2 separate regions of the Homo sapiens genome follow, and region 2 is linked to region 1. Evidence: chromatin contacts called from ENCODE Hi-C or POLR2A ChIA-PET data. All regions are on one chromosome and are shown on one strand. Each heading gives the region's core, a stretch centred on a gene start or an enhancer-like site at or near the end of the contact. The rest is flanking DNA. Distances are from core to core; before and after follow the strand shown. Region 1 overlaps KIF23 (kinesin family member 23). Region 2 overlaps PKM (pyruvate kinase M1/2).

The links. Hi-C counts contacts between places; a loop is a spot of excess contacts on that map. ChIA-PET counts read pairs that join two places held with the same protein, here RNA polymerase II (POLR2A).
Region 2: a map of HAP-1 shows a loop between it and region 1 (7-fold over the local background). The contact joins two enhancer-like sites. A Hi-C loop is called at or near these places in 1 of 168 maps with a recorded cell type or tissue (HAP-1). POLR2A ChIA-PET finds 5 or more read pairs at or near these places in 1 of 52 experiments (WTC11).

Annotation. Positions count from the first base shown.
Region 1 is chr15:69,440,475-69,446,924 of GRCh38, reverse strand. It overlaps KIF23 (kinesin family member 23), which reads right to left. Exons shown (of 24, transcript NM_001367805.3): 18 at 6,438-6,450; 19 at 5,846-6,157; 20 at 1,884-2,135; 21 at 834-916; 22 at 561-642; 23 at 1-54. Among named protein-coding and RNA genes, the nearest start is that of RPLP1, 9.1 kb to the left of the region's middle. Within about 2 kb of position 3,729, at least 2 of the 41 ENCODE cell types and tissues checked have a DNase peak (open chromatin) inside an H3K27ac peak, as active enhancers do.
Region 2 is chr15:72,200,919-72,207,368 of GRCh38, reverse strand. It overlaps PKM (pyruvate kinase M1/2), which reads left to right. Exons shown (of 11, transcript NM_002654.6): 7 at 92-242; 8 at 489-641; 9 at 4,749-4,915. Among named protein-coding and RNA genes, the nearest start is that of GRAMD2A, 6.4 kb to the right of the region's middle. Within about 2 kb of position 3,813, at least 11 of the 41 ENCODE cell types and tissues checked have a DNase peak (open chromatin) inside an H3K27ac peak, as active enhancers do.

The sequences.
Region 1 (6,450 bases), core at 2,480-4,979:
CTGATATCCAGGTCCCAGCTGGGATCCTGCTCTCATCTCCACAGCCACAGAACACTGAGAGGAAAATGACAAGAGGAAAAAGATCAGCTCCTCTCAATAGTCTATAAAACACAGTTATTTAGCAGGCTCCACACCTAGGTGAAATGCAATATTGCTTTCTAGTTCAGCAAAGACTCTTACGTTAAAACACCAGTCACTCGTAATTTATTTCTGGCACAGGCCACAAATGTTGTGAGCCAGAAAGGTCTTTAGGTCATCCAGGTAACTTATCTCATTTTAGATAAGTTTGCAAAGAGAGTTGGTGGCTAAGGCCATAGCTTAGCCTCCTGACCCCTACCTTCCCATGTTCTTTCCAAGAGATTCTCCTCAGGAATAACACTTGCAAGGGAGTTCCTGATGAAGTGGATTCTTGTTATTCTAGGAATAGGCCTACATGGTGCACTGGCAATGTGAGATTATACCTCAGCATTTTCAAAGAGCATAAAAATCTAGAGCTGTGGGGTTTAAAACATGACAAACCTAATTTTAGTAGGCAGACAAATATTTAATTTTTCCCCTACCCTTGTTTCTACATCGGTCCATTCAGACTCTGCACCATCTGGTTGGGCAGGTGCTACTGTGGAAGATCTTCGTTTTCGACTACTGAAAAAGGGGAAACATGATGCAACAATTATTTTTCCATCTAAGAAGAGGAAAAATATTAGAAGTAGGGGAATACTATCTACATCCCTTTGGAGAATTAATGATACATTTCACAGGCTATTCTGTTCCTCCAAAATGAGCAGCTAAGAAAATGACCAACTTTTATACAGAGATTTTTGATGGTTACTTACCCATTTGGTGATTCTTGCTTTAAAGTCTCAATATCAGTAAACTGAACAGATTGTCCACCACCCCTTGTTTTATAAATATCACCCTAAAGCCAAAAGAAAAGGTCACTGTTACACATTGATACACCCAAACGAAAAACACACATATATATTTCAAACTGTTCTCATGATTCTATTTTATAGAAATTCCCATCCACAAAATCAGATGGTACTTGGTACTTGCTGAGTACGTACTATCAAAATAATTTAGAAATTTGAGTACATATCTCTCACAAATAAAAGAAGTCCAATTCAATGTAATCAGTAACATTCATAATTGCAGAAAAAAATATTCCTTTTGCTCCATCTGTAATTTAAAAACTAAACTGCACTAAGGATCAAGAAATTTGCTGGAAGTTTCTACACGCTCTAAGGCATGGTACTTTCTTCTCTGAGTGCCCCCTGTTGCCCATATTCAAATGACAGTATAGTCTTATTTGTAGCTAATTATAATAAGAACAAAAACTCTAAATTGAAATTGAAATAAAAAGCTTTTTTTTTTTTTGGTCTTATCTTTTACTTTCCTGATTATTCACTGACCCTATGATCAAAGGGGAATTCTTCTATAGTCAGGCAAGTCTCTTTCTGGAAAACGGCTTTAGGCAGCTCAATACTGAGTAATTTTGACGGGTCAAATTTTAACATAGGTTTCGTTTTGTTTTGTTTTTGTTTTTTTATCTTGAACTGATGGAGAGCAATAGGAATTCTTTGCTTAGATTACTTTAAGTAGTGGTTAAAACTAAATATACAGTCATTAAAAAATTAAAGTACATCATGGATCTAGAATTCTAAGAAACCGAAGAATCTATACCTATTTAAAGCATACTTAGTCCCAGTTTGGCAGACTTAAAACCTAAGCAGTGACTAATTTTCTGCTAACAAAAAGGTTATATCAAATACCTACTGATGTTCCAGTTGACACTACCTGTGTGTCACCAAAGGAGTAGCAGGACAAATGGACTTTTGTTGAATTTTTAAATATATTTTTTTCTCCTGTGAAAATTAGTTTTTTACCTTAATTAGTTTAGTTTCAATCTCCCCATCGGAGGCTAGTTCCTGGTGGGTCAGCATGTACTTCTCACACTTAGCTAGTGCCTTTTCATTTGCAACAGATACTGTGATGGCATGAGGGACATGTGGCTGCATGACTGTTTCAGTTTGCATGTTAGAGGCGGGCTTATGATCTACCCATCTGTCTCCTGCAGAGCGTGATCGTCTGTGTCGGAGACGAATTGGTGGTGCGTTCTGATCAGGTTGAAAGAGTAACTGAGAAACAAGCATAACCCAGAATTAATTTAAGGGTATTATTAGAAGTGCAGCAGGTTTGGCTACATTAGTTGATGACAGTATCATAGCAAACCTTTCCAAAGCTAAATATTTTATTCAAGTAATTTAAACATGATCTTTGCATTTAAACACAAAACCAACAAACATCTTTAACACCAACTTGTATGTTACACATTCTATCTGGGAGTTTCCCTTTCAATAAAGGATAAAAGAAAAAATTCTGGTAATGCTGCAAGTCTTTCCTGCTTGGGGGTGGTTCAGGACAAACAACTCATTTCATATTCTTGATCAAAAACCAATATTTATCCCTGCTATTGAGAGGTAATCTATTATGTCCACAACTCTGTTAAAATCTTCAATAAGATCAATGAAAGCCCTACACATTTTCTAGGCTTCTAAACAAAACAGAAAACAATCCTAAGAACATAGGTATAATAAGAACCATATGAATAAAATGATTAAAGAAATGTGAAATACTTCTGAGTGCTTTCAGTTAAGATTTTAAAATCTCATAATAGAACTTCATGAAAAGTTCAAATACAGTAATGGCTACAATATACCAACTAATTTTTCCCCCAAACATTTCATACAGGTTCCAAGAAACAAATAAATAATACAGTGTCAAATCAGTCTCTATCACACAATAAAAGACTAGTTGCTAGGCCAGGCATGGTGGTACATGCCTGTAATCAGCACTTTGGAAGGCCGAGGTGGAGGAATCACTTGAACTCAGAAGTTCAAGTTCAGCCTAGGCAACATGGTGAAACCCAGACTCAACAAAAACAAAACAAAACAAAACAAACAAAAATATATATATATATATTAGCTGGGCTTGGTGACACGTGCCTGTAGTCCCAGCTACTCAGGAGGTTGAGGTGGGAGGATTGCTTGAGCCCAGGAGGTGGAAATTGCAGTGAGCCAAGATCGCACCACTGCACTCCAGCCTGGGCAATAGAATGAGACCCTGCCTCAAAAACAAACAAGTTGCTTCCAGTCAAATGTCATGTAAACCTGGGAATGCTAAATTAAGCACATTCAGCCTAAGAAAATAATATGTCACATATATGCCATAGTTATAGTTTGAAGCAATGAATTATCTTTAGAATTTTATGAACATCTCCTGTTTGTAAAACTGAAAGCAGGGCTGGGTGCAGTGGCTCATACCTGTTATCCCAACATTTGTGAGGCTGAGGTGGGAGAAGGATCACCCGAGACCAGCTTAGGCAATGTAAGAAGACCCCATCTTTACAAAAAATTTAAAAATTAGCCAGGTGCGATAGCACATGCCTGTGGTCCCAGCTACTCAGGAGGCTGAGGTAGAACGATCACTTGAGCCTGGAAGGTCAAGGCTGCAGTGAGCCTAGATGACACCACTGCACTCCAGCCTGGGCAACAGATCAAGACCTCATCTCAAAAAAAAAAAAAAAAAAAAAAAAAAAAAACCCAAAAAACAAAACTGAAAGCAAATGGAAAAAGTCTATCACAGGCCAAATCTGTCAAAGCTAGTCAAGTATGAAGACCTCAATTTCAAAATGCACATCTGAGGAACTGAATCATTTTCGCTATATAGTTAACAAGAAACAAATGCAGCACTAGTGACAGCTCTAAGACATGGGCAATACAGTTTGCCACTAAAGATGCTGAGCCTCAAGACAAACAGGAACTTTCCATTCCTACAATGATTTATTTAATGTTGAACACGAAAGAAAGTCTGGTCCTTATCATCTACCATTTAGCAAAAACAAAGGTTTTCTTCAAACATTTAACAATAAGCATATGATGAAACACACTTCAGAAAGATGATAATCCATACAATCTACTAGCATTTATGAAACAAATATTTAAATTTTTTCCTCACTGAAGTATAAATTCAGTCCACCTGACATAATTTTTGACCAACAAACTTAGATGCACAGATACTAACCTTACAGTAACTTTTCTGCTGCACTTCTAAAGAGATTTTGATTTCACGTAAGAATCTCTAGTAAATTCCCTTAAATATCTCATAGCCAAATTAGATATCTCATTACGGTTTGCAAGGCATACGCAAGCCTTGAATAGTTTTCAGCCTATAAACTTTCATAAAATGACTGACTAGAGTTGGTCAGAATGACCATTTACCTAATTTGCTGTCTAAAAATGTTTAAGGAAAAATCTGCAAAGTAAAGAACTTAAGAGACTTTAGAATCATCTGTTTCCCTGGTAAATAACTTGGGATTCATCACCATCCCTTAATAATCAGGAATTCAGGCCACATAAATGAACATTCATCTATACCCTGACTTATATAAGAAAATCTAAAGTAAATGTTTACTGTAAGATTTAGAAGAAATATTCTAAGAGAGCTTTGTGAAGATTTTACTAAATATAAAATTCGCAAACATTAACTTGGTCCATTTATTCAGATTCAAAAGAAACTTTACCTTAATCTTTAAGAAGAAAAATATGAAAGTGAATTTATTTAAATACCCTTGAATGAGGCAAATGTAAATTGAGATAAATGCCTCAAGATTAAAAGCAATTTATTGGGCATGGAAATCAGTAATTTTAAAATAACTGGCCTAAACTCTTCAATGAAAATAGTCAATGTCATAAAAATAAAAAAAGTAGGGGGACAGGGTGAGACTATTTTATATTAAAAGAGATGAAAGACATAATCATGATATGCAATGCATACACTTTCATAGTATCATGGATTGAAAAAAAAGCTGGCTGGTGCAGTGGCTTGCCTGTAATCTCAGCACCTTTGGAGGCCAAGGCAGGAGGATTGCTGGAGTTCAAGAGTTCAATACCAGCCTGGGCAACATGGTGAGACCTTGTCTCTACTGAAAATAAAAAATTAGCATGGTGGCCTGCCCGTAATCTCAGCTACTTGGGAGGCTGAGGTGAGAGGATCACTTCAGCTCAGGAAGACTGAGGCTGCAGTGAGCCATAATCATGCCACTGCACTCCATCCTGGGTGACAGAGTGAGACTCTGTCTTTAAAAAAAAAAAAAGAAAAGCCAATCCAATTTTGGGACAACTGCACAATGTCTCAATAGAGGATAATTAATTAATGTTGATTTTCTTGGATGTGATAAAGATTGTGGCTAGGTAGTACAATGTCCTTATTCTTAGAGATTAAGTGTCTCTAAGTCTGTGATTTCCTTTCACAAGGCTTAGGGGAAAAAGGTTTACATATCTATATCAAGTAACAATTGGTAAACTTAGGCAAGGAGGGAAAGACATTACCATACTATTCTTTCTACTTTGCTTTGGGTCTGAAATTTTTCAAAATAAAAATTTGGGAAAACAATTTTTAAAACTAGGGCATGAAAGGAGGTATAAAAAATCTAATTTGGGGAAGGGGAACCAAAAGAAAAATATGGAAAGTATGCTTTAAGACACATTCACCAATTCTGTGCAAAGCTTATTAGCGTATGCAGCTGAAAAGCTCAGACTACTCTGGGATGCACCAAACTGACCTGTGTTCACTGAACACACTTCCGCTGCCAGATGTGTTTAGGCTTTTTCAGATGAGGAGCCAGGCCTCAATTTCCGTAAGTCAATCTTTCAAATTAACTGAGAAATTAGACCTTCTTTATACTATAGCCCAACCATTTTTCCAATGAACTTTCAGACACAAGTTACAAAAAACAAAGAAGATAAAATCTATTGCTACAATGCGTTAAAATAATACTGGCACTAACCCTGCCGCAATGATCCTCTTCTATTTCTATCTCATTTCTGAATGTAGGAACCACCTCCCTGCCTTCAGTCCAGTACATCCCTCGCCTTCTGTCTGACACGATACAAGTTTTGCTTTGTCCTGGCTCCTGCTGCCTACGCCTTGCAATAGATGTGACTTTGAGAGGTGTGTTGTACGTAGGAATTTTCTGCTCCCATTCCGAAATACAGGAAGCTACAGAAATGCTGCTGCAAGAGTTAGAGCGCCTATGTAGCTGTGGCTGGCTCATGAGTTGCTGGCCGTTGGAAATCTGAGCAATATAGTTACTAGAAAGCTAGAAAAATTGGAGAAAAATTAATGAGCAAGACTGAAAAACTGAGAGAAACAATTCATTACTTTTCTATAATGTTAGCACATGAAGACTTAACATTACAAATAATTATTTGTTCTATTTTTTTGTGCTAAATTTGTGTTTATTCTAAATTTTAAAATATTTTTAGAGAAATTTCAGAAATGTAAGTATTATAAAATGTAAAAATCCTCATAGAAATAGTCATCTAATCTGAACAAAATTTCTCTAGTACAAAGTTACTACACAATTACAAATAACTTACAGGCACAGGTGAT
Region 2 (6,450 bases), core at 2,564-5,063, 2.8 Mb before region 1:
AGTTAGGGAATCCCAGGGAAACTTCTTGTCTACTGCCATACTTGTGGCCTCTGTTCTATATAACCTCTCTCCCCCCAACTTTGTCCATCAGGTTTGATGAAATCCTGGAGGCCAGTGATGGGATCATGGTGGCTCGTGGTGATCTAGGCATTGAGATTCCTGCAGAGAAGGTCTTCCTTGCTCAGAAGATGATGATTGGACGGTGCAACCGAGCTGGGAAGCCTGTCATCTGTGCTACTCAGGCATGTGCCCACCCTTCCCCACATTCTCATGTGCACACTCGCATGTTTGTATGGGAAAGCTCTGGAGGCTGTCTGATCTCTTCCCATGGAATTGTCGCACGTAACACACAGATAATCCCCTTCCCCCATGTACCTACACAAAGCCATACTCTGTGTACCTACTCACTATCCAGAGGATCAGCTTGCTGTCATTTGTCTCTGAAGACAGCTCAAGCTACATCTCACTAATGCTCTGTCCCCTCCCAGATGCTGGAGAGCATGATCAAGAAGCCCCGCCCCACTCGGGCTGAAGGCAGTGATGTGGCCAATGCAGTCCTGGATGGAGCCGACTGCATCATGCTGTCTGGAGAAACAGCCAAAGGGGACTATCCTCTGGAGGCTGTGCGCATGCAGCACCTGGTGAGTTCTGGGGCCTGCCCCATCCCCCAGGGCTTCGGACTGGGCCTGGGATGGATGCAAGCTCTGGTGCAGAGCTTTTTAGGTTTCTCCATCCTCTTATGCACAGCCTTTCATTATCCTCCAAGTTACAGCAGCAAGAGGGTGGGGGTGGAAGTGGAGGTGGCTTTTTTTTTTCTCCTGTTCTGCATTCCTGCCCACACCCCCACCCCTCCATTTCCTTCTGCTCTGGAGGCATCCTCCTTCATTGGACACCACACAGTTTATTTCACTTCTGACTTCAAGGTTGTGAATTCTTCCCATGGCTTAAGTCCTGGGATACTTCTGCAGTGAAAGGAGGTCTTGTACCTCTTCCTCAGAGTCAGAAGTTCTGAGTACCTTTGCCCTATTCTGAAAAGGGCTAGGGGCTCCTGCTCCCAGCTGCCCTCTTCCTTTGGCTTCCAATTCAGTTCCCTCTGCCCCGCATCCTGCAGACAGGCGCTCCCGCAGGGGGCCCTTGTGGACCTGCACTGGAGTCTGTTGCCTTCACTGAGCTGCCTGTGCTGGCCTTGCATGGTGCCTGTAGGGGGATTTGCTTTGCTGTGCCATTGGGGTACAGCTGCTGCTCTTACTCTAGACCAAAAAGTCGGGTTGAGTGACTGGTGGCAGGGCCACAGATAGAGACAGCGGGGAGGGTGGCTGACCCTGGCGGCCCTGGACTGAGCGTCTGGAGGAGTCGTGGAGGCTCTTTCCCTTCTTTCTCCTCTGAGAGCTCGTTCTTCAGGCTCTTCCAGCTTGTCATGTCGAGTGCCTGGCCACTGCTCAGGGTTGGAGGCTCAGTCCCTTTGCCCTGTCTGTTCCAGCTCTGGAGCTAACTCAGGGATCCCTGATCAGGGTTACATAGGTTTGGTAAAATGAGTGCTGGAAATTAACTTTCTCCCAGTAGTCTTAGGTCATGCTCAGTGAACTTAAACTTTATCCAGATATGGTTTTCCTTCAGCCTTTCTATTCCCTTTCTAGCCAGTGAAAGACCCGCTGCCCTTTGACCTCAGCCCCTCCAAGCCCCCAAGTTTAAAACGCCACCCCCTGCCACCAGAAAAAACAGAAAAAAAAAAAAAAAAAAAAAACTAAAACACCCATCTGGTCTGGGCATCTTCCTTTCCTTTTTCACTATGTATCCTGTTACTGGGCTTAAACAGCTTTCAGAGAAGAGATGTCATTTCTATTAAATGCTCTTTCAGTAGCGAACTGAGTTCACACTTGACTAAGGATATTTTCCGGACTGTCTGTCATCAGCATCCTTAGTGGGTTTCCCCATATTTAAATTGGTAGAGGCCAGGGATGGTGGCTCACACCTGTAATCTCAGTACTTTGGGAGGCCAAGGTAGGTGGATTGCTTGAGCTCAGAAGACCAGCCTGGGCAACCTGGTGAAACCCTGTCTCTACTAAAAATTCAAGTTAGCTAGCTGGGCATGGTGATGCACTTCTGTAGTCCCAGCTACTTGGAGAGGGGGTGATGCTGGGGCAGCAGGATCGCTTGAACCCAGGAGGTTGAGGTTGCAGTGAGCCAAGATGGTACCAGCCTAGGTGACAAAGTGACACCCTGTCTCAAAAAAGAAACCAAACAAACATAAAAAAAAAAACAAAAAAATCGGTAGAGAGTGATTTCTCTCCCAGGCCCACTTAATGTAGACTGGGCCTGGCTGACACCTCACCATTCGTGTGATGTGATTGCTGTTCTGATGCTTAGATACTCTTGGCGCAGTCTCACAATTGCCACCATGGTAGGAAGGTGTCCCAGGAGACGGTGCACCTTGAACCAGTCACCACTAAAGTGGCTGCCTTTCTGGGTCTCTCCACACATCCCCTCTCTCTAATTTCCCTACTTAATCGTGTGACTTCATGGTCTCAAAGGAGGAACAGAGGCTGATCTTGACTTAGATATACTGAACCATGAAATCACTGCATAGAATGTGGGGACTTGAATGTGTCTTTGGGCAAGTCATTTAACCTCTTAAGACCTCATCTGTAAAATGGATTAGATATGTTTAATTATAGCCTTAGCATTAAATATTCATTGCTGTTATTATTAAGTGTCTGATAAGTCTCTGTGTACATGGATGTAATCTTCCTAACTCCCATTACCTCCATTTATAGATGAGGGTTATATGGCCAATAAAGCCTGGGTTTGAATCTAGGTCTACTGCCTCCAAAGCCAGTCTTCTCTCCTGCAACATCATGCTCTGTCTAGCAGGAGATGAGAACAGGTCTCCATTTGGAGCCTGTCAGTGGGGTCAGAGACTAAGATTCAGGCTCAGGGTCTAAATTCCATATCCTTTCTTCCATACCCTGGTGTTTCCTATGAACAGATAGATACTTTAGGGCTGCAAGGTTTGGATTGCATGGCACTGCTCAGAAGATAAGTTACAGGTCTGGGCTAGGCTGTAGCTGCCCCTCCAGGTGGCTAGACCTTTCCTTTCTGTGTCACCAGTTAACACTGGCCAACAGTTCCTTCCATTAACTGTTCACTGCTTTCTCCTGTGTCTAACTGATGCAGTTTATGACCCATAACTAAGAGCAGTACCAGGTATGGCTCTGTTTCCTGTTCATGTCCCCTGTCCTCTGGGCTGCATGCATTCCGTTCTTACAGAAAGAATACCTTTAACCTAGTACATCCTGCCACACATCTGCTTCTACTGTGAAATTGATGAGGGGGTATTACCGATTCTTCCCTCACCCATCATTTACTGAGATGCTGGTGATTGCATTATAATCCTCTAAAGCTTACATTGTCTTTCTGATTCTTGGTCTTATCTGAGCAAGTGATCTATAAATAACTCAGTGGCTTTCTCATGACTGTTTTAATTATTAGATTTTAATCAAGTGTCTTATTAAATATATCTGCATGCTTCCACAGGCATCTGTCTCTTCACATGGCTGTTCAGTGTGCCTCTCACAAGTTAGCCCACGTTTTCTGTTCTCCTGCTTCAAACTCAGTTGAGCTGCCTTGCTTTGGCTTTGATCCCAGCTTTCCAGCGCTGCTCAATCTGTTGCCATGGCAGGCCATTGGAAAGGCTCAGTGCATCCCCGTGCCTGAAGCCAAGTGAGCGCTCACTCCATGCATGCATGGAGGCTGGGCAGGAGCCTGCCTAATCAACCAGCCATGTGAGGAGGGAGGGCCTGTTCCTTCCTGTAAGCTATGTCATGAGGCAGCGTGGTCAAGTCCTCTGCCAGGGAGTGGCCTGGGCCCAGCCTGGGCATGTTTTCATGCCAGGGTGCTAGAGCCTACTGCCAGATTGTCTCCCTCCACCCCCAATGAAAAAATCCTTCCAGAAGGGAAGAGCCAATTTCCCCTGTATTGGAGGGGAAGTGGCAGCACCTCCTGAAGCAGTTGGACTTTCATCACCCTACCTCTGCATCTGCCTGAAGGACAGATTTAGCCAATTAACCTAAGGTTACCTTCCTCTCTGATAAATTCCCCATTCTGTCTTCCCATGTGTTGTGTCTCGTTTTTTTCCTCCTCCTTCCCTCTTCCTTGCCCCCTCTTCCCCTAAACCTTACAGATAGCTCGTGAGGCTGAGGCAGCCATGTTCCACCGCAAGCTGTTTGAAGAACTTGTGCGAGCCTCAAGTCACTCCACAGACCTCATGGAAGCCATGGCCATGGGCAGCGTGGAGGCTTCTTATAAGTGTTTAGCAGCAGCTTTGATAGTTCTGACGGAGTCTGGCAGGTAGGGCCCTAAGGGCAGGTAACACTGTTAGGATAACCAGCCTCTTGCTCCACCTGCTCTAGGAGAAGACAGCCAGGCCCAACCTGGCATCTGGGCACAGAGCCTCTTCTCGTCTGTAGGAACACCGCCAGGGAGGTCATGGCAGGGCAGGACCAAAGGGTCCTGTGGCTCAGTAGGCACAGTAGATGTCACAGGCACTTGGTGAAGGACTGGTTTCTGTGGAGTCTTGATCTTGGCTCAGCTCAGAATCTCCAGTGATTGGGCTCCTCTTGGCCTTTGTTCCCAGGAACATGTTCCTCACCAGCTGTCCGGTGACTCTTCCCCTCCCTCTCCTTTTGTGACAAAGCTCTGACAAAGCTCTGTCCCCCTCTCGTCCCTCTGGACGGATGTTGCTCCCCTAGATTGCCCGTGAGGCAGAGGCTGCCATCTACCACTTGCAATTATTTGAGGAACTCCGCCGCCTGGCGCCCATTACCAGCGACCCCACAGAAGCCACCGCCGTGGGTGCCGTGGAGGCCTCCTTCAAGTGCTGCAGTGGGGCCATAATCGTCCTCACCAAGTCTGGCAGGTAGGAGGCGGCAGCGGCTCCCTGGAATGCCCTGCTCAGTGGTACCTCACCTTGGGGGTCCTGGGAGCAGTCCATTGAACAATGCTCAGGTGGCACTGAGCCAAGGTAAGACCCCTCTGCCTGCCACCTTGGGCCTGCAGGGAAGGATTGAGCAGAGCCCCTTCCCTGGGCCCAAAGGACTCTAGGTAGCACTCATAAGGAATGTCAGAACATTTGGATCAAAAGCAAATTTATGCTGGAGATTTATTACATAACAGTGCACAGGCTGACTACAAATGGTTATTTGATATTGAAAATTTAGTCCTCTAAAATTGTAAAAGATAACCACTTTTGCTTATTCCAGTTACTATGTGCTCTTTAAAAATTTCAGTTGGGAAATGAATTTATTTAAATGCTGTTTACTGTGCCTCCATTTGGCACACTAGTCCCTGCTGTTTTTGAGCCCTAAAGACAAATTGGGTTCCAGCTCAGGAGAGGTTGCTGTGCTATCTTGGCTGACATTCTGTGGGGCCTGGCAGCCAGGCTGAGGACTGTGTGGCCTATGCTGGGCCTCCAACTTGGGATCCCTTCCTTGGCCCAGGACATTGAGTTAATGTCCTTCACTCTCCTAGTTAGGGAGTATGCTCCTTGTCCCTGTCCACAGGGCAGCAAGGGTTTCCTGGAAGAGGGGAGCAAACAGGCAGTGCCCATGCACTGAGGAGCAGCAGATGGGCGTGGGCAGCCCAGAGAACCAGGACACAAGCTCTGTGCAGATGCCCTCAGCAGAGGGCTCCAGCCTCCCACTCTTGGCTGAACAGCTCCAACCCGTAGGGTTGACCTTTCTTAAAAGGTCCAGTTCTTGCTGTTTGGCTATTTTAAGCTCTAGTCTTCTGGGGTTTCACTCAGCTGGTCCTGGCTTCAGCAATTGCTTCCCTCTGAAGGCCTTGCATAGAGGCCAAGCGTGAAGTGCAGGGACTTCTCTGCTGTGATGTGGCTTAAGTTTCCCTGACACCTGTTGAGTGTCCTCATAACTTCCCTTCTGGTGCCCCTCCCCAGCTCCTGAGACACAGCTGCAGCTACAAGTGTGCAGTGTCAGTGTTCAAGAAAGTGCCTGGCAGAGGGGCTTTAGAAGGGTCCCCTGCCTTCCAAAGGAGCTTTGGCAGGCAGAGCTGCTCCTGCAGCAACACTCCCATTTCCTGTTCTTGCCTGCTGAGTAGCACCTAGATTTCTAAGCCTCATCTAGATACTCAGATTTGATTCTGGGCCTTTATAGCCCAGTTGCTGGGACTGTTTCAGGAGCTAGGGGCCATGTGGGGCAGGGAGAGGGCACAAAAGTAGAGAAGCCTGATGTTGATTCCCAGGGGGCTGGTCAGCTCTGCTACTGCTCCTTGCAGATGTCAAGAGTCAGGTGCTAGTCACGTGCTGCTTGGCTTGTCACTGTCATTGGCAGCGAGAGGAATGGGTGCTGGTGACATTGGGCCAGGGCTGCCTCTCTGTGTCAGAGTTCAGGGTGTAGGAGGGGTTCTGCCAACCATGGGCTGTGTGGGGTAAGTGGG